4 separate regions of the Homo sapiens genome follow, and all the other regions are linked to region 1. A link is a contact called in ENCODE Hi-C or POLR2A ChIA-PET data. All regions are on one chromosome and are shown on one strand. Each heading gives the region's core, a stretch centred on a gene start or an enhancer-like site at or near the end of the contact. The rest is flanking DNA. Distances are from core to core; before and after follow the strand shown.

What was found. A loop is a pair of places that touch in the nucleus more often than their neighbours do. ChIA-PET counts read pairs that join two places held with the same protein, here RNA polymerase II (POLR2A). Pooled maps may share reads with other maps.
Region 2: a map of heart left ventricle shows a loop between it and region 1 (2.9-fold over the local background). The contact joins the enhancer-like site here to the promoter of ARHGAP26-AS1 in region 1. A Hi-C loop is called at or near these places in 16 of 168 maps with a recorded cell type or tissue (CD8-positive, alpha-beta T cell, Caco-2, Right ventricle myocardium inferior and 8 more), 2 of 37 single-sample maps with no recorded cell type and 14 of 50 pooled maps. POLR2A ChIA-PET finds 5 or more read pairs at or near these places in 10 of 52 experiments (A549, B cell, Caco-2 and 6 more).
Region 3: a map of endothelial cell of hepatic sinusoid shows a loop between it and region 1 (2.6-fold over the local background). The contact joins the enhancer-like site here to the promoter of ARHGAP26-AS1 in region 1. A Hi-C loop is called at or near these places in 2 of 168 maps with a recorded cell type or tissue (endothelial cell of hepatic sinusoid and transverse colon) and 1 of 50 pooled maps. POLR2A ChIA-PET finds 5 or more read pairs at or near these places in 2 of 52 experiments (activated B cell and naive thymus-derived CD8-positive, alpha-beta T cell).
Region 4: a map of PC-9 shows a loop between it and region 1 (4-fold over the local background). The contact joins the enhancer-like site here to the promoter of ARHGAP26-AS1 in region 1. A Hi-C loop is called at or near these places in 28 of 168 maps with a recorded cell type or tissue (Caco-2, Calu3, HepG2 and 16 more), 3 of 37 single-sample maps with no recorded cell type and 21 of 50 pooled maps. POLR2A ChIA-PET finds 5 or more read pairs at or near these places in 10 of 52 experiments (A549, Caco-2, H1 and 7 more).

What each region holds. Positions count from the first base shown.
Region 1 is chr5:142,866,377-142,873,129 of GRCh38, reverse strand. It overlaps ARHGAP26-AS1 (ARHGAP26 antisense RNA 1), which reads left to right and starts at 4,220. Exons shown (of 6, transcript NR_046680.1): 1 at 4,220-4,330; 2 at 5,041-5,273; 3 at 6,245-6,320. The region is part of intron 1 of ARHGAP26 (Rho GTPase activating protein 26); the gene reads right to left. RefSeq lists a silencer at 5,812-6,106.
Region 2 is chr5:142,803,838-142,810,590 of GRCh38, reverse strand. The region is part of intron 1 of ARHGAP26 (Rho GTPase activating protein 26); the gene reads right to left. Among named protein-coding and RNA genes, the nearest start is that of ARHGAP26, 37 kb to the right of the region's middle. RefSeq lists a silencer at 3,092-3,141. Within about 2 kb of position 2,835, at least 12 of the 41 ENCODE cell types and tissues checked have a DNase peak (open chromatin) inside an H3K27ac peak, as active enhancers do; they include heart left ventricle, heart right ventricle, right lobe of liver and 1 more, where a contact is called at or near this core.
Region 3 is chr5:142,927,372-142,934,124 of GRCh38, reverse strand. It overlaps ARHGAP26 (Rho GTPase activating protein 26), which reads right to left. Exons shown (of 23, transcript NM_001135608.3): 11 at 2,000-2,078. Among named protein-coding and RNA genes, the nearest start is that of ARHGAP26-AS1, 62 kb to the right of the region's middle. Within about 2 kb of position 4,409, at least 7 of the 41 ENCODE cell types and tissues checked have a DNase peak (open chromatin) inside an H3K27ac peak, as active enhancers do.
Region 4 is chr5:142,823,800-142,830,552 of GRCh38, reverse strand. The region is part of intron 1 of ARHGAP26 (Rho GTPase activating protein 26); the gene reads right to left. Among named protein-coding and RNA genes, the nearest start is that of ARHGAP26-AS1, 42 kb to the left of the region's middle. Within about 2 kb of position 3,337, at least 16 of the 41 ENCODE cell types and tissues checked have a DNase peak (open chromatin) inside an H3K27ac peak, as active enhancers do; they include PC-3, PC-9, Panc1 and 4 more, where a contact is called at or near this core.

The DNA of each region.
Region 1 (6,753 bases), core at 2,971-5,470:
TTGACATGTGGGAATCCACTTGCCAAAGGAAGTCGGGGAGAAAGCTTGGATCAGAGCCAACATTAGTGTCCACAGCCTGCAGGTCTGCTCTGCCACTGACCCTCCACACAGTCAGTGCAGTTTCCCCCACAAGTCTGACTCAACAGTAATTTCCCCTAGGTCCTACTCACAACACAAACTTTCACTAGGGAGGGAGCCTGGAGAAGGCTGGAAGGAGGGGCTGGGAACTGCCCTGCCCATAGCACCTGGCCTTCCTCTTCTGACTCAAGCACAGGCGAGGCCCAGGTTCTCACAACCCTCTCCACTCTCCTCATGAGCAGAGTGGACCACCAGCCTGACAAAGCTCACCTGAATTTTCCTGGCTGGCCACATCCAACACCACCAGGAGAACAAAGCCCCGGCAACATTTTGTATTAGGGTAAAAACACATGCCACACGCAGTATCCATAAGAAAAACTCTCAAGAGCCCTTATCATTAAAAAGTCATCATCATAAACTTTCACTGAAGATAGTAATGAAAGCCAGTGATCCTTCCGGAGTCTTCAACATCTCTTAAGGGTATGAAACCACCAAGGTACCTTTAAGTGGACTGGCAGATCTGGCTGCTGAGGACAAATGTGCTTAACTTAATTCCATGTGCAGTCTTCCTGCAGATTAGGCTAATCATTCAAATTACCCTCATACATGGTTCCCTCATTGAAGGGGAAATGGCATTATGTCCAAATGCCCAAGGGAGGGAAACATGAGGCAGAACCAGCAACAAGGCCTGGCTTTAATAAGATATGGGTGGTGGGGGGGTGTACTGTGGCTGCACAGATCAACATAAGCTACTAGAATAAAAGCATCCGTGACTCCCAGTACTTTTTCTTAGCTCCCAGATTTGTCCCCTGAGGTTAGGGATCGTGTTTTCCACCTTTCTGTTTGTTTTGGTTTGTTTCCTCTGTGTACCTGGCAGTGCATCCTGCTCAGTGTATGCTGAATAAATGTGGGGGGCGGTGGGAGTGGGGGCACTGGATACAAATCCAATCCCCAGTGCTCCTTCCAAGCAATGGCTGCTAGTGGAAGAGCTGGGCGTGGGCTGTGCTGCTGTTCTCAGGACCAGGGCTCAAGCTACTGCATGGACAGCAGCTGCAGCTCCTGCTCCTGGACTGCCCTCCCACACGCTGTGATGACACGGTCCCGAGATAGCTGCGGTTTGTCCAAAGCGCTCTGCTCTACACCAAAAGAAGGCACTTGGGGTGGAGAAGGGGAACACAGGAGCCAACAGTCTCCGATCTCTCCCTCGTTCAGTCACTTTCACAGAATGGTCCTTACCAAAATGTCAAAAGATGTTGGCAGGGGACTCAGGCATCTGACAAAAATGGCCAGCCCAGGCTGAGGCTATCCCTCAGAACACAAATCACAAAAGGCAAGCCAGGAAGGAAACAGATGCACCCAAAAGCCAGAACACCGTGGGCAGGAAGGCAGGAGGAGGCTACAGGTAGACACAAGAAAAAAGGGAAAGAATAATATTTTAGAGTGGAAGACAATGTTCTGTTAGAGCCTCCAAATGTGTGTGCATCAAATGTGGGTGTGGTTATACACATTCCCATTTTAGTCAGAATGTTCCCTGATGAGAACGCACAAAGTCTGCACTAAGAGTAACACAGGTTTGCCTTTCTACCCACCCGACAATCCTGTGCCTCCCCCATAAGCAAGAGAAACTCAATCATCTCAACAAAGTGGAAACAGGTGAAATGCAAGCCAGGCTCGGGAAAGCTCCCAGCACACACCTGAAAAGCCGCACTGCCAAGGGCAGCTGCCAGGAGGATCAGGGAGTGGCTGGTCATGCACAACGGGGCCTTTGTGAGGCTTCTGCACAGGGGCACCCATTGAACCAGGGCAGGGCCTGTTAGCTTATGACCAGCAGGTGACCTGATTTCCTTGTCCACTGGCACAGAGCACACCCTGCCACAGTGCAAGCCTGAGAAGCAGTGAGGACCCCATGAAGCTGAAGGACAGGCCGATCCCCCGATAGACGATTAGGTAATGACTGCTGGTATGGAGTCAGTATTGGGCTTCAAGCCAATGAGGAAAGCTGGGTAGAGCGAGAATCCTGATGAATGGACCTGAAAAAGGAACTCACCTCAGGCTTGATAGAGGAATTTTTCAGTACAGCTAAAGTGGACACCTGTCCTTTTACTTGTTTGGAATCCATTCCCCAGACTTTGGGACAGCATCTCAAGCTTGTTTTGGAGAACCTCCCTTCTCCACTTGCATTCTATGGGGTGATGGTGACAGGGTGATCAACCCCAACCCCTTGCCCCCACCCCAATCCCACAGCTCCTGGGTTCAAGTTCCAGCTCCAACATAGATCAGATATGTAACCAACCCTGGGTTAGTCATAAAGTCTCAGTTATCTCATCTGACGGAGGCTGTCAGCCCGTGGGTTAGGCAGGGAGGATCCAGTGAGAAACACTGTATAGGCACTCTGCACATCACAAGACTCAGTTCTAGGTATAGCTGGGCTATTCTTTCCTCATATATGAATCCTCCAGTAAGAGGAACCAGGAAAGGTAAGCATGAATAACTGTTTGGAGCTCGGAGAAGTTAAAGGACTGACCTAAGAGTGCAAGGCCACTAAGGAGAGGACCTGTGACTTAAGTCCTGTGAACTGAGATCCTTGTAGTATGTGGGAACACCATACCACTTCACCCCATTAAGGTAAACCCTCTATGTTACTTGAGAGATTGAAAACAACACTAAAAAGAGAACTCTCTACCTAAAAACCATTGCTTCTTGCCAATTTCAATCCAGTAAGATTGGTGGTATCTTATGTAGATTTTCACCTTGGATATGGAGCAGCCCAAAGATTTATTTCAAGAGCTTTCCCTCTGATGCACACAGGAATCTAACACACACATTCCAATAAGAGGAGAGAGAAAAGAGAAGAGGCTGGCACTGGTGCTGGGTGCATGCCAAGCGTCGTGGCACCCTCCTCATATAACCCTGCTGTTTCATGTGCAGGCAGTGCAAGACACAGCAAGGAGCCAAGCAGAGTCAATAATATTTACTTTGCAGAAACATCTGTTGCTAGAAAAGCAGAATGCTGGCCAGAGTGGAGGGAAGTCATAACTGCCGGCATCTGGGGAGGCCAAGTATCTGCTTTCCAGAGTAGGTAGGGCTGTGCTTCTCTGAGTGAGGGGACCAGATGGCTAAGAAATATGGAAGCAGCTAGAAGTTTGGGCCTTGAGAGACTGCTCCCAGAGCCACCTGCTCACTCAGGGACTAGAGGAAGTGCCCTTCTTTTCTTGGAGATGCCAGCAGATATTAATCTGCACCGGATTTAAGAGAATTTAACCCAAATAGATCCAACTTTCACTAACACAGAAGGTTTACCATAATTTTTTAAAAATTAGAATCTACCTTAATTTTATACAAGTTGTACCAGTAATACCACAAGTCAAGCCATTTCCTTTTTCTCCTTGGGTAAAACTTAACATACATGTGCACACACAAACATGGACTCAGGTAACCTTACTACTGTATTTTCAGTGCATCTATTGCCTTTGTGACCTCCAAAGTTACCAAAATTGTGTATTAACTACCCTTGAAATGTTTTGCTGCTCAGTCACATCTTTCCCTTTGGACTTAGAAAGTGATTACAGTTCCGGGAGGCCAAGGCGGGTGGATCATGAGGTCAGGAGTTCGAGACCAGTCTGGCCAACATAGTGAAACCTCATCTCTACTAAAAATACAAAAAAAAATAAAATAAAATAGCCGGGTGTACTGGTGTGCACCTGTAATCCCAGCTACTCAGGGAGGCTGAGGCAGGAGAATCGCGTGAACCCGGGAGGCTGAGGCTGCAGTGAGCCGAGGTTGCACCATTGCACTCCAGCCTAGGCGACAGTGTGAGACGCTGTCTCAAAAAAAAAAAAAAAAGAAAAAAGAAAAAGAAAAAGAAAAGAAAAGAAAGTGATTACAGCTCAGAAAGGCCATCATTGAGGTTAGAACTTGCAACAGGATTGGCCTCATGGCTGCCTAAAGTTCAAGAATACCAAAGTCCCCGGGCCTTGTTAATCTCTTCCTTTCCTGGACGCCAGTTACTCTCTGTGCCTCATCACCTTGTATTTGGAATAATTCTGGAACTAGTCATGAATGGCTTCATGTCACAATGCACAAAGAGTGCCTCGGACAGGGCTGGACACAGTGTCCCTCCAAACCTGTTGTACGATGTGAGCGGGCAAGGAAACACAAGCTGGCTTACAGGTGGAATACCTGAGAGTCTCCAGAGAGGACCCATGACAGACAGCTGAGACATGGATGGACACGAGCCCCAGAGAGACTTCAGGTTTAGCCCACACCCCCATTCCTAGGTCAAACTCAACACACTCAAAACAAAACTCTCTCTACTCAAACACCCTCTGCCACCCTCTCCCCAGAGAGCCAGCCGAGGGCCTCTTCCTGCATCCCCAGTGTAACGAAGGGCACCACCATTCACCCTGCCGCACAAGTCACCAGTACATGTCATCCTCTCACACAGCAGGCTCCCTCATGTGCCATGTCCATTCCCAAGTCTCCTAAGCACATCTCAATTCTGCCCACTCCTTCCCATCACTATCAGCAACCCCTAAACAAAACACCTCCATTTGCCCAGATAACTGCAACTGCTCCTCTCTGGCCTCCCCACATCCACTTTTGTCCGTCAAATCAGTTCTCCACCCAGTTGTGTCAATACCAGCAGTGAGCCCTGTGATGGCTTCCCAGAGCTCTGGAGGTGAAGACGAAAGTCCCTCCCAAGGCCTGAGAGGCCCTGCAGGGTCTGGCCTCCCCACACCCCTCTCTGGGCTCCAGCTGCTCCAGCCTCTGCCAGTTCCCGGGGCATGCCCAACTCCTACCTGCCACCACATGCCACCTCTGCCTGCAGCCCTTGGCCCAAAAGTTCTTTCCTCCAGGAAGCCTTCCCTGACTTCTCTAATCAGGCCAAACCCAACCCTATTTCTCACTCTCTGAGTACTATACTATAGATCTTTTCTTCAGAGCAATTTTATATTTGTTCAGGTAATTCTTCTCTTCAAGTAATGCCTCCCCAACTAGTACATTCTATAAGGATGAGGATCATATCCCTTCATGCTCACCACTCTATCCCCAAAGCCCAACACTCTACTGCTTGACTGAGAGCAGGTATTGCAGAAAGAACAAAGAGAGAGGAAGTTGGGCACTCCATAAGTCCATTAGCCTTCATCAGAGGTGAACCTCCCAACTCAATGTTTGACATGTGAAAAAAAAAGCAGGTAAGTTAGGACAAACTCTCCAACTTATGTAAGTCTGGCTAGAGCCTGATATATATGTGGGAATGTGCTTCCTATTAGCATGTGACCACCTCCCTTCATGTTGTCCATTGAGGAAGAGTCCCACAGAGCTGGAGGGAGAGCTACCACCAGCAGGAGCATAAAATAAAACCTCACCTATACCAAGGAAGCTGGAGAAATGAGCTACATACAACCCAACTGCTGGCCACAACCAACTGTCCTCTCTTAGCCCCAGCACAAGCCCCAGGTTGCAGTTAAAATGGTTTAAGGAAGAGTCCCCAGAGATCGCTCTTTTCTTTCTCCCCGTATCTGGGAAAACTGAGAACATATCCAATCAGAAACTGTGCTTGGAGAGAGGCATTTCCAACGACTCCCCATTTCCCCAAGTCTGTATGTAGCAGTTTAAACCTAGTTCGATGTGCTTCATTATAAGAAAAGCAAGTTACAGTCCCTTGTAAATACCATTCTGCAGCCCAGACTCCTGGCATTGTACTAGCAAAAACAAACAAAACACACACACACACACACACACACACACACACACACACACCCTGTGCAAATCTTAGAATGAAACAAAATTCTCCATAGCATTTTTCTCGTTTCCGTGACACACGGTCTTACCTGTGGCCACTAGGTGGCAATCAACTATATCAGAGAACACCTTGACCAAGCAGCTAATTTAAACAACAGCTAAGACTCAAGGAGAAATGACAGGGCCAGCCTTAAAGGCAGTGCTGAGAACAGATCCTGTCCCACTGAGGAACAAATAACCACCTAGAAATGTCCAGTGGACACTCAGCAACTGAGAGAGGGGCCCTGGCTTCCACATTGGAAGAAGTGCTCTAACACATTCGGAGGGCCTGTGCTCTCATACAGCAAGTCAAGCCTGAGACATGGAGTGGGAGGGGTATAGGGATGAAGTCACCACCACAGTGTCTCTCACATTCTTTCAGATCTGGCTGGAGCAGATTCAGAAAACCTCTTATCTCCCCCAGGCGGATGATGTGCCCACCGACCACATCAGCCACGGTACGTTACATAACATGCATTCTGATCATACATCTGCGTGCTTTTCCTGAGGCCATTTCCCTAAAACAGCATTTCCTAAATGAGGCCATCACCAGCACTGATTCTGGAAAATTTGTTTTTCCAACCAGAGCACTAAGGCTAATGAAATTTTCAGAGTTGATTTTTAAAATGAAATCAAGTAGAATAAAGACGTGCTCCTCTTTCCAAAATGAGGTTTCTAATTCTATTTAGATGAAATACCCCTTAAAAATAATTTGGGCTACCCAAACTCACCTTAATCTACATCCAAATAACTATGAATATATTATATACATTAACTTACTGAATACTGTACCTACCAAGTACTTTAAATCCCTCCATCCTCACAACCATTCTGTTGAGTAGATATTATTACCTCCATTTTGCAGATGGGAAACTGAGGCTCAGAGAGGTT
Region 2 (6,753 bases), core at 1,586-4,085, 61 kb after region 1:
AGGTATGCCATAGTTCAAAAGGAAGAGTTTACAGAGATTAAGTTTTAAATTTTCTATCAAAATCCCTTAATAAATGACTACACACACAAAAAAGAAAGAGATGGGGGAGAGGGGAGAGGAACAGACACAAAAAGGCATGTTCATTAAAATATTATGAAGTTAACAACAGGACTTGACCTGGGGCTGAAGTCATGCCCTCTGCCTGAAGACAGCTGTAACACAGAGCTCTCTTTGATACTACCCTAAATTCCACACTATTCTTTCGACTATTATTGTATACATGGTAGCTTAGCTCAGCCCTGTCCAAAGAATTGTACTGAGGTCTCTGGGACCTGTTCCAACAACAACACACAATGAGGCCTTCTTTCTCTGATAAAGCCAAGAACCCCTCCCTCTGTGATCTGTTCCCCTGCCCCTCCCAGACAAAACTAAAGTATCATTTTGAGAAGAATTCATCAGCCAAATACTGCCTTCTCTTCACCTTCCCTGTTGGAGATGATCAGGTTGCAGGGCAGCTAAGGGTGAGTTGTGCTCTAGGACAGAGCCTAGGGGTCTAGTCTGCTCCAGGGAGAGATAAACACTTTTACTCGCAAATTCATGGCATCTTATCCACAGCTGTAGAAAGGTAAGGCTGAAAGGGAAGCAATGATACTAAAACCTGCACCAGTCCAATGTAAGATCCATGAGAGAAGGGCCTTATCTTATTCATGCTGTATTCCCAGAACCAAATGCAACAGTGTTTAGTGCTCAGCAGGTACACAGTAAATTGGTATTGAATGGATGAATGAAGTGAGCCACTAAGTGGATGAATGAATGAATGAGTGATTGGATGGATGGATGGATGGACAGATGAATGAAGGAGTGGATGGCTCCAGCAGGACTGGCAGAAGTTAAGAGGAGGGAAAGCATGACTGTAAGATTATTTTCTCTCTATCTGCTTGAAAGCTAGCAACTGTATAAATAATGGGACTCCAAAGGAGGACTATTTTTCTCTTTTCACAGCCATCCCTTGCAGGTGGTGGATTAACTGCAGGACTTTTGGCCCCTGAACCACCGGGACTCACTGCCTGGGGCAGCAAACCAAAAGCCATCTTGACTTTCTCCAGGACATATTCAGACACCCCAACTTCTGTCTTGATTGCTAGTGTCCAAAACAGGAAGAACAGAGTGCTGCTGGGAATGCAGAATTGCACCAGCTGATCTGACCCCTTCTTCTAAGAAGCTCAAAGTCCTTCACATCCTGGCTTCTCTCTTGGGGAACTTTTATTTACAGTAGACCTATATTTTTTTCTTTTCTTTTCCTCTCTCTCTTTGCTTATCTGTATTTTCTAATCATTCTACAATGAACAGATTACTTGAGTAATAAAAATGTCTAAGACTGATAAAACACACAAATAAAACCATTCAAAAAAGACACTGAAAACGCACATTTTATAGAGTTCCATTTCAACATTTCTACAGTATAAAATTTAACACTACCATTTCATGCAGTTGCACTCAACTAAGTCCTTTGAAAACCAAGCTGTAAATTTCTGATAAAAGTCAAAGCTCATGACTTAAAATCAGAACAGCCAGCCATACAGGCACTTATCTTATAAAAAGGGGCAGCCATCTGATGGGCAAGGTGCCAGAGTATTAGAAAGGACAAGGACACAAGCTTAATAAGTAAGGTGCCATATATGGATGAAACATATGTTCTCAGTTCAGCTGTGGTAAGAAAAGATGCTCTGCATCTCTCTTCTGGTGGCAAAAACTTCCAGAGCGGCTGACAGGAGCTATGGTACACTCCGCGGTGATAGAAGGGGTTTCTTTCTTGGTGGGGTTGATTGGTCCATCTTGGAGCTCAACCCTAGTCCCAAACAGATGGACCATGCTCTAGGCAGCTCGACCACCAGCTGGGAGGGGTCTCCCATTCCACTCAGTCTCAGAACTCATTGTCAATGTCCAGCCTGCTCCACAAAGTGATAACAAGGAAAGCAGCTGGGCTAGCAATCAAAAGATTGTATTTCTGGCCAGACCCTGCATACCCCACTTAGTTATTCTGTACCTTGGTGACTCCGTGTTACCAAAAGTGAGTGACACTAGCCGTATCTCACAGGTTGCTAAGCATAAACTATGGCAAATGTTAAACTGATGAGAAAAAAAAAAGAGGAGAGGAGGAAAGGAAAGAAAAGGGAATGCAGAAATTACTACTAAACAAAATTTGACACCAATTAGATGATTGGGATTTCCCCACCTCAAACTATGCTGAGTTTAACAAGCAGAAAAGACATGCAAATCACCTTTCGGATCAATGTTCTCCTAAAATACAACATTTTTTTTTTTTTTTTTTTTTTTTTTTTTTTTTTTTTTTTCCGAGACAATGTCTCACTCTGTTGCCCAGGCTGGAGTGCAGTGGTGTGATCTCAGCTCGCTGCAAGCTCTGCCTCCCGGGTTCATGCCATTCTCCCGCCTCAGCCTCCCGAGTAGCTGGGACTACAGGCACCCACTACCACGCCTGGCTAATTTTTTGTATTTTTAGTAGAAACGGGGTTTCACCGTATTAGCCAGGATGGTTTCGATCTCCTGACCTCGTGATCCGCCCGCCTCGGCCTCCCAAAGTGCTGGGATTACAGGCGTGAGCCACCACACCCTGCCAAAATACAACATTCTTAAAAATAAAAGAGAAATGAATAGAAGCTTCCAGTTTATCCTTTTCAACCCATCTTTCTAAGAGATGACACAGCATTAAAATATGGCCTGTAAGAACTGCATAAAGACAGCGGGTAAAGTCCCCAGTTCCCAAGGACAGGCAAGGGGGAAGCCAGCAGCACGCAGCTCAGCACAAATCTCTGTCCCGCTGATACCCATGAGCACCAGGGCAGGCACTCACATCCTGTCCTCAGGCTTAGGAGCCAGGGTTGCAACATGGGTGTGAACTTGAACATTCTGGGAATGTATCAACAAAAAGGGTGAAGAGGGCAGGGGGCAAAGACTTCCCAAGGCTGAATCAATAGAGCCGTCTGTAGACAGAGGGGCAGCAATAAAGTGTGCTGGATACACCAGAGCCGTGGGCTGCCTCAGGGAGGTTTTGCTAAGCATGGCCTGCAGAATCCATTCCCAGTTCCCTTTTCACACACAAGACCTCAGCAGCACAGCTGAACTGAAGCGCTGGGCCTCTGGGAATACAATCTGGTGTAGAAACTGCTGATCTGAGAGGCTCATGGTTTTAAAAGAACAGGTTAGGTTTGAACCCTGGCTTGGCCCCTTCTGGCAATGGGCTCTACATCTCTCATTCAGTCAGTGGCAAGGTAAGTGTGCAATTTACCAAACACTACTGCCCCTAAGTTGCTTCTCACAAAAAAGGAATAACCATACCTGTCTAACACAACTGTTGCTAGGATCAAATTGCATCATGCCTGAAAGCATTTAGCATGATGTTGGCTCAATGCATTCACTGTTATTAATTTCATGCCTTAATTTCACTGTGATTAATTTCAACCATTATCACGGTTGTCATTATTAACTGGAGAATGTGGCTATGTGTACTGTAGGATCATGTTACAGAAAAATCCCTCTCCCTAGCCCCAACCTTGAGGACGGGCACAGTATAGCAAGCCTGAGGGCTCCCTTCACACTTTGGATCCAGTGCTGCTGTTCTATATCAAAGCCCTCACCACATACAGTTGGTGCAGAGCCTCCAACCTCAGCAGAATATCCATAGAAAACAACTGCTTATCCTGAAATGAGTCAACTGCTGGTTAGTTCCAAATATGCGTAAGAAATCCAAACTAAACTTAGTTCTGGCTTCTTTGTACTACCAAAAGGATTTAAGATGACATGTGCCCATCAACTGCATATATTAACACAGAGTTAGATGTCTAAGTAGTGGGGGGGTACATAACTGGGATTGTCTTTTCTTCGTTGCACTAATCTTTCACTGTGATGTCGTCCAGGCATCACTCTAGATGCCCACACTACACAATAATGTAAGAAAATACGGAAGAAGGCAAAATACAAAGATGTTAACTAATGCCTTCCCAAAACTTTCTTTGGAGAAGTAGTCCCCAGATTTGGGAATTTCAACAACCAACTTAAACTAAACACACACACACACACACACACACACACACACACATTTCATTGCCTATAACTTATTATGCCATGTACAACCGTTAAAAAACATATATTAACATCACTGAATTAAAAAGTTGTCATGGCCAGCACAATGGCTCAGGCCTGTAATCCCAGCACTGTAATCCCAGGCAGGAGGATTGCTTGAGCCCAAAAGTTCAAGACCAGCCTGAGCAACATAGTGAGATTCCGTTTCTACAAAAAATAAAAATAAAAAAATACATGGGCCTGGTGGCACATGCCCGTGGTCCCAGCTCCTTGGGAGGCTGAAGCAGGAGGATCACTTGAGCTCAGAAGGTCAAGGCTCCAGTGAGCCGTCTTTGTGCCTTGCATTCCAGCCTGGGCAAAACAGCAAGACTCTGTCTCCGACAACAACAACAAAAAGTCTTCATTATTCCAAAACAGTAAGAAAGATACACTCCAAGAATAAGACACACACCTTTGCATTATATAAATTTAGGCTTATGAATAACCCATTATATTACACTGTCCACATTTTTCTCAGAGAAAACTGTGGGACTGGATTTCCACATTAGGGAATTGATGCTCTAGAAGGGGGAGCATTGCTACTTCCGGGTTAAGGACTATTGCCACTGGAAGGTTAAAAAATGACATTCCTGGTCCAAAATCAGCAACAGAAAGAGGAGCCTTTTACCCACCCTACCAAATATGCAAAGAAAGGAACACTGGCTTCATAGAGAAGGAGAGGCAGCAGGATCACTGGCTAACTCCAGAGCACCTTTAACCTTCCTACTAAAATCTGTCCAGCTCATCTTTCTGGGTTCTGGTACTTCATTCCAGGTTACAGCTGCCTCATTAGCTATTCCAAACCTCAGTCACACTTTTGGGCCTTCATATAAACTCATTTTTCGCTCTCCCTCCTCAAAAACCTGCTAAAAGTAAAATACAAACTTACCACATGACCTAGCAATTCCACTCCTAGTTACCTACCCAAGAGAAATGATACATCCACACAAAAACTTGTACAAAAATTTCATAGTAGCAACATACATAATAGCCAAAAAGTAAAAATGATCCAAATGTCTATGAACTGGAGAATAGAAAAACTAAATGTGGGCCAGGCGTGGTGGGTCACACCTGTAATCCCAGCACTTTGGGAGGCAAAGACGGGTGGTTCACCTGCGGTCAGGACTTCGAGAACAGCCTGACCAACATGGCAAAACCGCACATCTACCAAAAATACAAAATTAGCCAGGTGTGGTGGCACATGCTTGTAATCCCAGCTACTTGGGAGGCTGAAGCAGGAGAACTGCTTGAACCCGAGAGGCGGAGGTTGCAGTGAGCCGAGATTGCGCCACTGCACTCCAGCCTGGCGAAAAGGGTGAAACTCCATCTCAAAAAAAAAAAAAAGAAAAGAAAGGAAAAAAAGAAAAAGAAAAAGAAAATGTGGTATAGCCACATGATGGACTACTATTCAGCAATAAAAAGGAATAAGCTCGTGACACATGCTTCAACATGAATGGACCCGAAAAACATTATGCTAAGTGAAAGAAGCAAGACACAAACAATCATACGTTGAATGATTCCATTCATACAAGATGGCCAGAAATGGCCCACATACAAAACACAGATTAGTGGTTGCATGATGGTGAGAGCAGAATTCACTACAAATGAGCAGGAAGGAAATTTTTCTGAATAAAAAGTTTAAAAAAAAAAATCTGTTCAGCCCGGGCATGGTGGCTCATGCCTGTAATCCCAGAACTTCGGGAAGCCAAGGCAGGTGGATCACCTGAGGTCAGGAGTTTGAGACCAGCCTAGGCAACATGGTGAAACCCCGTCTCTACTAAAAATACAAAAATTAGCTGGGTGTGGTGGCACATGCCTGTATTCCCAGCTACTCGGGAGGCTGAGGCACGAGAATTGCTTGAACCCAGGAGGCAGAGGTTGCAGTGGGCCGAGATCACACCATTGCACTCCAGCCTGGGCAACACAGTGAGACTCGGTCTCAAAAAAATAAAAATAAAAAATAAAATCTGTTCAAACCTATGCTTAATAATATGCTTGGAAGAATTCAGTAAGTTTCCATTCAGTGAGTGAGCCAATGAGTGAGTGGGTGAGTGAATGAATGAAAACTAGCTTCCCAGAAGCATCCCTGGTTAGACCAAAACTAGGTCCACATATTTCATTCACCCTAGTCAGCCTCGGCAAGTTATGTGTAATAGTTACGGAATAGCAAGTTATTTGTAATATATATATGTGTGTGTATATAATATTGGGTCTCGTTCTTTGGATGAAGTTGAACCATATAAAACTGTCGTTTTTTGTAGGTCAAAATTGTTACATACTGGCAATTTCATATGATTCAACCTATACTTGCAATATTTGATAAGGAGTAGAGACAGAACAGGAACTTTTAGGTCAGGCTGACTTTACGGCTGCAGGCTCCATCCCACAGCCTAAGCTTCAGTCTCCTCATGTGGAAAATGGGAATAATAACAGGATCTTGTTCACAGGGCTGCTGTTAAGGATTACTATGACAGTGCGTGGAAAGCACCTACCAGTGCTGATACAAAGTCACAAAGGAAGTGTTGTGTAAATACCTGCTGGTCCTATCCCTCTCTGGAACTATACACTCCTCAGTGATCAAGGACCAGGCCTTTGACTTCTTTTGTTTTTGTA
Region 3 (6,753 bases), core at 3,160-5,659, 61 kb before region 1:
TCCAGCTTATTGGAGGCAGGGGGAGAGACAGTAGTGGGTTTGGGTTTTTTTGTTGTTGTAATTTGGCTTTTTTTTGCCCATACCAAGAATAGAATCCCATACAGGATTGTTCTTCCTGGGCACTTCCTCCCCTATGAGTTGAAGAATCATTCAAGGGAGTGAGTGAAAGTACTGTAAAAATGAACTGAGAATTTTTCGAAGGCAATTTTAAATTTTATCTCCATTAAAGATGAAAACCAAATATGTCTAGGATTAGACATGGGTCAAATTCTAGCTTTGCCACTAGGATGGAGACTGCCAACTATTCACAGTATCCTTTCTCCTCTTCTTCTTTGAAGTAATAACATGTCCAGGGTCCTGGCAGGGCCCATGACTGCCTATGTACAGCCTAGGTTTCCCAGCCTGCTTTGCAGGTAGATATGGCTGTACCATTATGTTTGAGCCAATGGAAGTGACATGTGCATCTTCTGGGTCCTTCGAAATGCTTTCATCCTCATTTTCTGGCTGGAAAATGGCAATGACTGGAGCAATGTGGGAAGCCATGGGCTGAGGATAGCAGAATGACCCTACTAGGCATGGACTCCTCCCTTCTCGGCTCTAAGAGAGAAATACACTTATCTATCTTACATAAGCCACCGTACTTCAGAGTCTCTCTGTTAATAGCAACCTAGCCTGTACCCTACTAATATAGCCATTTACTATCTGTGCTACTTGGGGCAAGTTACTTAACCTCCCTAAGCTTCAGTTTACTTATCTATAAAATGGAATCACAGCACTTATTTCATTAAGTGCTAAGAGAAATAAACAGGTTAAGAGATGTAATGTGCTCAGTCCTGTGCCTAACATGTAAAAATGTGCTCAACAAATGGTAGATAATGCTAGCAAAAAGAAAGACCTACTTAGGAAGCTTCTTTCAAAGGCCTTTGACATCAAATAGCTATTGTGCCCATAAAGCCTCAAAGGTAGAAATGTGTATCTGGTTTTGAGGGTTCCTATGGGTAACAACGTATACAGAGATAATCAGAGCTATCTTATATTTTAGCCCAGGAGAAGAATTAAGATTAAACAATGCTTAATTATAGTTTAGCAAACTGTGCCTAAATCATCAGTTATTTAAATCTTTAAGAGATCTTGCTCTATATTATTAAATGTCATACAATACTAGCTATTTCTTTATGCCTAGTTGACTACGTCCCATGTTTGTATAAAATATGGCTGAGTAGAAAGGTACATAATCTATGTTGCCAGACCACCTCATCAGGGTAAGCTGAGAAAGACACACACAAATCAGCTGGCATTATCCAGCCTGACGCAAAGAGTTCTATAGTCAATGGAGCCCATGGCCTACTTCTTCCTTGCACACATTTCCTCCCTTTGGACAGTACCTGTGTAAGTATCAATTATTGGCCCTCTGGCATTGTAGATTCTTTTTCTCTTTTGTTGGTGGCACATAGTTAGACTGTACTCTTACAATTTCTGCAACCTTGAGATTTGCTGAACACTGGAGTTGAGATCCTTGGAACTAAGATAAGACGACTACAGTGATTCCAGGGCTCTTATGGATTTTACACGTCACAAGATGCAGAACAACTACAAGATTACATCACCCAGCTGAGGCCAGCATCGCTGAAATGGCAGCAGGGATCATATTACCAGGCTCACCTCCCTCCATCCATCCTGATAATGTCCCGCTGCTTATAAGGGGAGGTAAGTTACTACGGGAGGCTGAACCAGAAGTCAATGATAAAAGATGGGAGTTCTGGTGTAATTCTATGCAGAAGCCATGCCTTAGGACAGAGAGGCCAAAGCTCAAGAACTACATCTATACAGAAGCAATATCAATATCCACAAACATAAACCTAGGAATAAAAAACCACCTCTGGTACACTGGTTTCAAGAACCCAAGGCTTTAGAACAGCAGCAAAAATCACTGCACTAGGGAAGCAACAAACAACTCAGGGCCTTCATTCTTGCTCTACTTCCCTGAATTGTTACTTACAGGTTCCCGGCCATCCATGGCTTCCATCCAGAGCCTCCGGTCCTCTTCCGACAAAGCTTGCATGGTGATAACCCCTGGCCTGCAGAGAAAGGAGGGACATGGATATGAAACCAGTGCCACATGTAGAGAGATTGGTGAAGGCAAATCTTAAACATCCACTCAAAAGAGTCAGTGGCTGCTAAGGTTAACAACACAAAGAGGGGCAAAACACTCGGCTTTACTAAGCCACCTTCTACTCTCAGAAAGGATGGCCCAAATTCCTCTCAGTCAGCCCATCTCCCTCAGAGAGGCAGAAACACAGAAGACATGATCCTATTTTACAGGTAAGGGACGTAGAGGAGTTAAGTGATGCCTTTAGACGTTGTTCAATTCCTTGAAATCTTATTCATTTCTAGACCTCAAAACGCTTAACAGAGTATTTTACTCACGGTAGAAATGCAATAAATGTTTGTGGAAGTGAATGGAATTACTGGACTCAAGATAAAAAAAAGAGGAGAAAATATCCAACCTGGAGGCATGCTTGTCTCCTAATATCTAGTCCACTGCTTCTAAACTGCTTCAGACATGGAGAAGTTTTATGGTGGTCATCATCTTGGTAGTTATGATTAAATGTGCACAGTATTTTTTAAAAATGAATACTTAATCATGTCAGGTGCTAAGTGCTTTACATGCATGAGATCATTTCACTCACTGAAATCTGCTTGCTCTCTAAAACTGAGCACAAGCCCTCCAGAAGACATGCATACAATATCAAATGGGTTTTGTTCAGTTCCCATCACAAATGGTACTCCGCAAGAAAAAGAGACTGCGCCATAAAAACGACCTTGGGAGAAGCGGCTGAAAGCCCTCTATGCCCATTAAAGCAGGAGTTCTTCATTTAGGGTGAAAATAGATCCCAGAGTGTCCCCAAACCACCTCCTCCTCTCCCTCAAATGTATGTGGATTTTTCTGTAGAAACAATTCAAATTGTCTGTCAGATTCTCAAAGAGAACTGCAACCCTCAAAAAGTTAAGAATTGCTAGTTAAAACCATCCTCTTTAAAATTTGAGACAGCCTAAAAAGGAGGAAGAGGTCCACTGAGCAAGAACTAAAGTCCGATTCCTGTCTGAGTACACAAACACTGCTAATGATCATACAACAATATGGTATTAAAACCACACAGGCTGAGCAACACCCTGAGCAGCACAAGCCTGGGCCCCATATGCACCCAAGCCTGGTCATTCTCACCCACCCATCATCTCTGCTTCTGGCTTATAGCTATAGTTCCAATGAATATGCTAAACCTATTTGTGTTTAACATAATTTAAAAGTCACATTTGATTCTTTTCATTAACCATTCCTTGACATCCCCTTAAAAATTTAGAGCCGTGGGCATGTAAATACAGACAGGTTGAGGATACAAGGGGCATGGGGTAGGGGTGTGAATGTGTGAGGGTGTAAATGCGTGTGGGTCGGGAGAGACAGAGGGAAAGCATGCAAACGAGCAAGAGAAGGGAGTGAGAAAACAAGCAAGAGACAGAAAGGGGAGTGGGGTTGTATGTGGGTGGGAGGCGTGGGCAGCTAGATGAGTGGGCGTGTTGATGATGGTGGAACACTGATCCCAAGAGGATGGTCATTCCCATGAAGGTCACACTGGGACTGGCACCACAATACAAAGATGACTCAGAAGATGGAATAACTCTTCTCTCCATGAGCACCTTCCAGGACTCTCCCTCCTCTTCTCAGAAATTCTCATTCTCAGACCCAACCAAGTGCCCACTTCCCACCATCAGCCCATTCAGTGTGCCAGACTCAGTGGATATCTGCAGACTGCTGACAGTGGTGGCTCCACAGAACTGACCCTGTGGCTTAAGGGCACAATGAACTGATTCCACCCTTCCACCTTTCTCTAAAGACCAAGTATGACGTCTTAATAGCTTTGAAACAAAAAGCCTCTGCAGCTACTGTCTATTGCAGAACTCTCAAGTCCCCGGTTTTGGGTCTTTGAGTGTTACTGTAGGTGCTGCTCCTGTACCACCTGCTTCAGAATCAGACATTCCCTTAACATGGAGATTCCAGCCCAACCCCACTCTACTCAATCTGAACTGGGCTGTGCCTGGGAACTTGGATTTTAACCAACTCCCCAGGTGATCTTGATGCAGAGTTAAGTTTGAGGCCCACACCCTGGGCTGTCCACTCCATCCCTACTCTTTTCCTTCCTGTTCCCCCTGCCCTAGAGAGCAAAGTTACCCTCCTTTCTGCAGTGAGGTCAAGGAGCCAACATGTCTCTAGTTCGTTTCCTGCTAGTGGCTCACCAGCAAACAGTGAGATCACAAGAGCTGTCTACATACCAAGGTCTCAGGGGCTCACATATATTACATCAACTTCATGGCACACAGTGTGAGATTTCCACCCCAAGCCACAGAGGAAGTTCGACAACCTCAGAGGCTGTGAAGGGTGGGCCACTTGGCCTTGGTAACCAGGAAAGTCAACAGGATTTGTTTTCATTCCAAGAAGAAATATCAAAATACAAGTTCTTTTCCACATGTGGTCTTGTTCCCTTTTACAGGGGAAGTGGGGTAGGGGACGGATTCACATGTCTTGCATGTGAATTTCCAAGAACCAAGATAAAAAGGGTGAACTATCTTTATTCTGGAGTAAAACAATAACTTTCTTTCCATATTTACCTTCCTTATGTCCCTACTAACAACTATCCCTCAAAACAAAATAAAACAAGCAAAACCCTCAACGACCCTCCACTTTCCATGTCAGTTCCTATACAATAACATACTTTGAGACCTTCTCTTACAGGATGTCAATTTAATTCATGTTTGAAATGCATGTGGTTCTTCATAGCAAAAAATGGGCAGGGCAGGGGAGACAGAGAAGAGAGAGATTAAAAGTAGGAGGATAGGCCGGGCGCAGTGACTAACATCAATCCCAGCACTCTGGGAGGCCGAGGTGGGCGGACCATGAGGTCAAGAGATCCAGACAATCCTGGCCAACATAGTGAAACCCTGTCTCTACTAAAAAATACAAAAATTAGCTGGGCGTGGTAGCACACGCCTGTAGTCCCAGCTACTCGGGAGGCTGACGCAGGAAAATCGCTTGAACCCTGGAGGCGGAGGCTGCAGTGAGCCAAGATCATGCCACTGCACTCCAGCCCGGCGACAGAGCGAGACTCCGTCTCAAAATAAAAAAAGAAGGAGGATAATATGGAATGAGGAAGGGAACATATAAAACAATGAAAGAGAAATTGGAGTAAATATCAGAGCTCTTTTTACCTCTACAAAGAATTGTGAGCCTATTAGACCCTCTACAATAAAAGAACAGTAATAATTATAACCCAGCAGTATATGCCAGTTGCTGTGCTAAGCACTATATATAAATTAATTCACCCACTCTTCACAGCTACATCATGAGAAAAGTATATTCTTATTATTCCCCTTTAGCAGATGAGAAAACCAAGGCTCAGAGAGGTTAAGTATCTTGTCCACAATCACAGAGCTGGCAAGATAATAGAGCCAGGATGTGAACACAGGCATTCCAACCCTTAACTCTTGTGCACAATGCCATGGCAAATGTGATGGCACCGCAGCCCCCAGAGAGCTCACGTTGACCACCCAAGTCCTCTGGTGTCAAAATCAGCCATGCACTTCTGCAAACACCTTAGTGAGCTCCTGCACGGGATTAAATGAGATTGAATGATAAAGAGCTCTGTAAAAACCTAAAGTGCTTCATAAATATGAGGGCTTACAACGCTACTCTAGGCAACGAGCTAATCCAAAACAAGAATTCAATAGCGTCCAGAATAACTGGGGCTTACTTTCTATAGAAGTGGTTCTCCATGTTTTATCTGTCTTAAAATACTCAAGAGATGGAAAAGGCAATGAGTTTTAAAAAAAAAAAAAAAAACACACACACACAAAAAGTCCTAATCATAAAGAAAAAATATTGAAAAATTGGACTTCACCAAAATGAAGAACTTACACTCATCAAAAGATGAATTTAATTACTTAATTACTTTTATTTAAAAAATTAAAAGTCAAACCAGAGTGAGAGAAGATATCTGTAATATCTATCTCCTGCAAGAATCATATCCAGAATATGTAAAGAATGCCTACAAGTGAGTAAGAAAAAATGAACCACCCAATACAATAAATACTTGAATAAGCACTTCATAAAAGAGGACATCCAAATGGCCAATAAGGCTAAGAAATAGAGCCCAAACTGATTACTTATGAGGGAAATGTGATTAAAACCACAATGAGATATAACAAGTACCCTCCTGAATAGAGGGCATTAGAAGGCCACCAATAACCAATACTGGCAAAAAATGTAGAGTAACTGGGACTCTCATACATTGCTGATGGGAGAATAAGTTGATGGAACTACTTTGGCAATATCTGCTAGAACTAAACATAAACCTGCCCTATGACCTAGCAATTCTACCTCTACATATATACTCAAGAGAAATGAGTGCATATGTCCACCAAAAGACGCATTCAGGAATACCTGCAGTTTTATTTAGAATAGCCAAAAATTGCAAAAACAACAACAAATAAATATCCATTGATAAATGGATAAACTGTTGTATATTTGAACAATGGCATACCATACAACAATTTTTTTAAAAAAAGAGTCAACTACTGCTAAATGCAACAACACGAATGAATCTCAGAGACATAATGATGAGGGAAAGAGACCAGACACAAAAGATTATGTGACTGTGTGACTCCACTTCTATGATGTTCAAATACTTGCAAAACTCATCT
Region 4 (6,753 bases), core at 2,088-4,587, 42 kb after region 1:
ATCATTAATTTTAAAAGTCAAGTCTTCACTCAGAGGTCATCACAATTATGGAAAAACAGACTGACTGCCATAACGTACTGTCAGAAACATCCCAAACCTGTGGAAATGTAACACAAACGGAAAAATCCTTCACTTCCCCTTCCTACCCTCCACCGCAACTTATTATCACCACAAAATAATTTTTAATCATTGCCATAGTCACTCTCAATTGCACTAATTAGAAGATATATAAATCACCTTACTTTTCTCAGCCAGGTATTTAATCCATACTTGATAGTAATGAGCTATTTTATTAGAACTGTTCAAAAACAAATGCTAGCAATCCTGAGCATGCAAGAAACCTGAATAATAGCACTCCATTTGGATTTACAAACCCACAAATCTGTGGATGCTACTTGACATTTATTGAACATGAATAACATCCCCACGTGCTATGTTCCTGAGGCTTGGCCAACATTCTAGGGAAATGACTTAACTCACACCAATAAACTTGAAAAGGTTCACCCTGGGCCAATATTTCCTCACACCAATTGCCCCTTCCTACTATTCTCATCAGGTCGAAAACATCCACCATTTAGCCCTCCCCAAAGTAATAATGGTATAAAGGCCTGAGCTTAAACCTAACCTCTGCCACTTCCTAGCTGTGGGAAGACAGCAGTGGGAACAATGACCATGCTCTGAATCAGCTCATCCCCTGCATGCTGAGAATGACACCATCCTCAGTGTCATGAGTGGAAAACATTAGGCCAATATGGTGGACAGTAAGGGGCAGTGGAGACAGCCAGACACACCTGGGCACACACTCCTTGTTCACCATTACCTGCTTGACCAGGTGACACTGGGTAAGTTCATTTCCTTTAGCTTTTCTACTCTCTCTAATTACACATATAATTTTAGCCAATTAGCCTTGAAATTCTTGGTTTGTTTTAATCCAGTGCGGCAAGCAGGCCACAGAGATAAATACCAATTATATCACACTGCACCTCACCCTCTCCACAATGGTGATGTGAGGTGCCCTCTGCTCTGCAGATCTCTAGCTTTTTGAAGTTATTAATGGTGAGAATTGTAACAACTATTCACAGAACTGTTCTTTCTTGCTAATTTGGGTGGAAAAGAAGGTGATCTCACTCTTATCATGATCTACTAAGGGGGAAAAGGCCACTGGAAAATGAGGTTCATTCCTATTGACAAAAGTTTCAAAGAGACCTGTGTGACACATACATGGGGTGGCCAGATCCAAACAGACGGTTTCGAGAAAGGGGGCACTGTTAATAATCATGCTGAGATAGCAGGTGTGACCTAGGACATTTGGTCAACCTGGTTGGGTCCTGCACAGAGAATATGATGGTATACAGCATTCTCTCTCCCTTTACCAAGTGTCAACCTCAGAAATCTAGAGGACAGAAAGGTTACAGAAATCTCAAAGCCTCCTCTCCTTATCACCACCAGCCTTTCCCTGACTCAACAGAAGCACATGCCTAACCAGCACTTACTAACCTATTTAATCAAGCTGTGCCTTTCTTTTGAACACAGTGGCTAACTTCCAATAACACACCAGTAGTGAAGATCATGAGCACACAGAAACACTTTAACAGGTGAAACAGATACGCAGGCCTTCTAGCTGCTTTGGACTGAGGACAGGGTCAGGCTGCTGGAGGAAGGCGGGGACCTGGTGTGTGTCAGAATCACCTAGCACACCAAACCCGTCTTGCTAGAGGAGGCAAAAACCAGATTTGGGCCACTCTACAGATGGGCCAGGTGGCAACTCTCCCTGAGCATGCGGAGAGAGTTGCCAACCCCTCAAAATATAGAGACAATCCCCTACATGACAAGCCCTTGCCAAACCAGACTACCCCAGTCACAGCAACCGTCCATCACCAGTACCCTGCACATGGTTGATGCCTCATGGGGGCAAAACCTTTCTTCTTAAATTATTCCAAAGACACACAGTATTTTAGTTACAACTAATTGTCAGGAAAATGAAAGCAACCCCATGTGAAGGCAAAAACCTTAGGGGGAAAAGAATAATGTATGCTTGTTAATTTCCTTCTCCATGTTTTTCTTTTAAATTTCATTTTCCCAACCATTTTAGAATTGACCAGGAAAGATCCTAGTTTACCACCTACATGTTGGGCTTAAAAGAAATAAAAAAAACTTAAGTCATAATGACTCATTTTGTGGTGCATATGCTGTAAACCTACCAAGAAAAGAAGGGAAACTGCACGGGTAAAAGTGGAATCGTACAGAGTGCAGGAATAATCTTTCAGCTACAGTGCACTCAAAATCTTTTCCATAAGAAAGGGTGGAGATGTCAAAGAGGACAACACTCGTAATTTTTAACAGATACTTCATCCCCTGAGTATTGTTGTTATTTCATACAATCTGCCAGCGGCTCCCAGGGAGGTCCAGGTTGAGGGCCTGATAAGGAAACAATTCCTACCTGTAGAGGAAACTTGATCCAGGGAAACTCACAAAGCAAAGCATCCATTCCCTCTGAATAGCGTGCGTAACTATTCCCAGAATGAACCATCTACTAGTCCTACTTCAATACTTGGAAGACCAAGAAAAGCCAAGGGAACAAAGACCAGGAAGAAGTGCTGAAAAGGGCTACAGCATAAACAACAGTATTTAAAAAATAAAAGCAGTATCTACACTTCCCGGATGCCAGGAGAATCATTAGCTAGTAACGGCTGACGTTTATTGAGCATTTACATGTGCCAGACACTGTTTGAAACACTAAGGGTATGTGCATTAAGCTAATTCCCCCAACAATCCTGACAGGTAGGTCCTTTTTTCCTCATTTTGGAGATGAGAAACCTAAAGCAGCTTCTAGACTTGGGTCACCAGAGGGTAAGCAGCAGAGCCAGGAACAGACTCCCACATTAACTCAATAGCCCACGCCATTGACCTCTGTAAGTATCCCTTCATTATCTGTCACCTGGCTGGTGAATGAGGCAGTAAGGACTAAACCCCAGGTCATCCTGGCCCTAAAGCCCATGCTCTTAACCTACACTCTACATAGTTACCTAAACACTCACTGGTCATGTTGCCCCAACCTCAACCTCCACCACCAGCACCACAAATTCTACAACCATTAATAATAAAGGGCATCATTTATGCAGGGCTTTCTGTGCCAAGACAAGAAAACTTTAGCTTGGAGGCATTAAGCTGACTCAGCTCCCAAACTAATATGCAGTGGAGCCAGGACCTGAGCCCACGTTCAGGAGACTCCTGCGCCCAAGCTCTCAATCCCTCCTGCAGATGCCACAGTTGTAGTAAGACCATGACCACAGGACACAGGGCCATGCCACAACCAACCATGGAGGCCAGCCAACACCAGAGGTGGCTTTAACAGTCACTGACTCATTCCTCAGGTCTCACCAAGCAACTTCCGGCTTTTCATTAGAAAAAAAATAGGGTAGAAAAAAAATAGGATTTAAAAAAAAAAACAGAAGCTCAGTTTCCCCATTCACAGGAGATGAAAAACAGCCAACCCAAAGGAAATGAGAGGCACTTAGTGACAATCTCAGTGGCCACAGGTGAGGTGACAAGTGACACAAAGAAAGAAAATGAAAACCTGAAAGTACAGACTCAAAATTATATCAATGAAGCACATAATGACAGGTCTGAGTCACCCAGAAAAATGTTGGCTTTTGCTCAAGCTTCCTCTGTTTTTAAAAGCAGGGAAATGCCTAACTTGGAGGCCAGGTTTTTATCAAGTATTTAAAAGTTTTCAAGTCTTGGCATTTGAAATAGTAGCAGGTGGGAGGGCTTGGTGGAGATAGGCACAGAGGACAGCAGACTGACCTGGGCTTTAAGGCTGAAAACTAGATCGCACCTGGTGATGGGGCCAGGGACACAGGGAATCACCCCACCTCATGGGTCTCAAGAAGGCCCTGTACCTCCCACCACTAAAATCCTGTGAGAGAGAACATGGTGTGGCGACAAGTCACCTGCCAGACATCCCTGGGAAGAATCCTAACTCCCCTACGGACAACCCAAGCCTGGTCCACTCACCGTGGTGATAATAATCCTCGTGCTAGCACGTAGTTGAAATTCAATAAATGGCTATCCAATAATTGAATGAACCGGGCAACTTATTTACCCCTCTTTAAACTTATTTACCCCTCTTTAAACTTCAATTTCCTGCTCTGCAAAATGGGTAGTATGACAATTCCTAACATGATGGGATTGTGGTAGGGGTTAAATGAGTTAACTGTGTACAGCGCCTCCTCCACCCCGGATGTGAGTCTTACTCTACCATGACAAGTGTATGGACAATCTCCAGTTATCTGGAAATCTGACCTAGGAAGCAGCCTCCGTTCCCTGATAATAATGGACAGACGAAGCATCAGTTCATTAGTCTGTTAAATATATAAAAGACAATTTGATCACATATCATATCCCCCTCCTTGAAAAATAATTCCCAGATTCAACACTGTCTGACTGGTCATTAACACTCTCGTGAGACAGAAAGATGTTCTAATTCTATCAATGAAGCACAGAGTAATTTTCCCTGGGTTAACCAGCAAATCGATAAGAAAATCTAGGTCTTCTATCTTTGCTTCCTCATCATCTCTCCTCGGCCACCAGAAACTAAATACCCAGATGCATCATGTGCAGAATTCCACAATTCCCAAGCCAGCACACAGCACGGGAAAGGCAACATTGTTACAGGCAGATTCGAGAACTGTGTTCTGAGGGATTCCGCCAAGGACACCTATAAATGATACTTTCTGGCTCAGGAAAAGTTTCCTGCTCTCTGATCTGGAGTCTCTACTGGACAGAAAAGCCTTTTTAGAATACCTTGCTTCGGAATATCGGCTCTTAACTACTTGCCTTTTCCTTGAGTCAGTGTTGCCAATTTAGCTTTCCAAAAAAAGTCCTGCAGGTCCCAGAAGGAATGTATCGTCCCGCTAAGGAATTACAATAGAAAAATAATAACCCTTTGAACTTCAGGTGGCTTGTGGGCAGGAAACAAATTAAATCAAGGAGCCTGTGCTGCTCAGGGTGACGACACTCAGGCAGTCCCCAAGGAGAGGCTGCTGACATAGGTCCCCTGCTGGGCTGGACAACGGGAAGGAGACCAGCCTTCAGGCTCCTCCTTCTCATCTCCATAACCTCAGCCCCATGTGCACCTCGAGCAGGAAGGGCACCAAGAACTCCAGCCCCTCCAACAGTGGATGGAAGGGGGCCTCTGTCCCTCATGGCCACCTCCTGAGTGGGCTCCCAACTACCCTCTTCCTCCACAAGGACCCCTGCTTACTCAATAAGGATGGCAGTAGTAGCAATAACAAGTTACTGTTACTAACATAGAGCATGTACTGTGTGCTAGGTACTGTTGTAAGCACTTTCAATACATAACCTGGTTTAAATCCTTACAACTATCCTGTAAAGGAGGCACTGTTATTATGCCCAAGATCGCACAGCAAGAGAACAGTATGCTCCACAGCTGCCTCTACTACTTATCCCAGCCCACTTTCCAAGCTTGAAGGAGAGGGGAGGGGTCCTCTTGTTCTTACATATAGGAGACACTGAATAATTATAATGAATGAAAAGAGTTGCTGATCCATTTTCATTGGTTGCCCCAATAAGAGTTAAGAGCCCATTTTCTCCCTTCTCTGCCTGTAGTAGCAGAGGACAGATGATCCTCAATATATATTTAACATTTGCCAGATTCTCCCCCACTCCTGAAACATAGTTCCTGCACATTTTGCTGAAAGCCTAGCCCCTTCCGTGGCACTCTTGGTGCCCTGCCCATTAATAAGGCTTCCTAGGAAATCCTATCATTGTCAATGCATTGTGTTTGGATCTCTCATTCCCTATATGTTCTTAAGTCCCACAGAGACACAGCTGCAGGGACCATTTTCTGTGGGTGTCTCAAGAGTTAAGCACAGTAGCAGCTGGCAGTCTCACCTCCTACCTTTGCTGGCTGTGTAATCAACCTCCTTTTAATCCTGCCGAGCTCCATGCTGCCTGGCACCAGGGGCAAGAAGCTACACACAGGTAATAATTTAACAAATCACCTGTCTGGCTCTCTTGCCGGGACACCCACTCTGGAGCTTATACAGCTGCTGATGCTAGGGCTGCAGCCTTGCCTGTGGGATGTCAGCTAAACCAGTAAGTACTGAGCCTTGGGGACCACACACTTCCAGCTCTGTCCTGTCTTAGAGAACCAGGGTGTGGTGTTTGATAGGGACGACCCTCAGGAACTATGCTTCCTACTCCATGCTTAGCTCTTGGGGATTTTTTAATATTCCGATTTTGCCCAATGCAAGAGCAACTAGCAGAGCTCCACTCAGCAAGCAACAACACATCCTCAAGAACCTGGATTGCAAGAACATCCCAGGACACAGCTGTTAAGACACAGAGCATGGGAACGCGAACTGCAGCAAATGTACACACACACACACATACACACAACATACTGAAACTCATACAGTGTTCCACAAACAAAAAATTATGGTGTGAAACCCATTGTGGAGCTGGTCCCCAAATGTGCATGAGTCACATCCAGCCCTGGAACACACAAAAATAAGTGAAGTCGTCCCCAAACTTTTACAGTACTCATCCATTGCTTTGTTATTTGTCTATAAACCACTGAAAGAAAAGATCTTTTCAGTTTTACAAATAAGACGACCACTTTTAAAAAGTGAAAATTCTGTCACGACAGGCCTTATGAGAGAACAAATCATTTTACCCAAAGCAGTGGTAGACAGAAGTAGCCTAAGGAAAGACTGCCTTTAAATAACC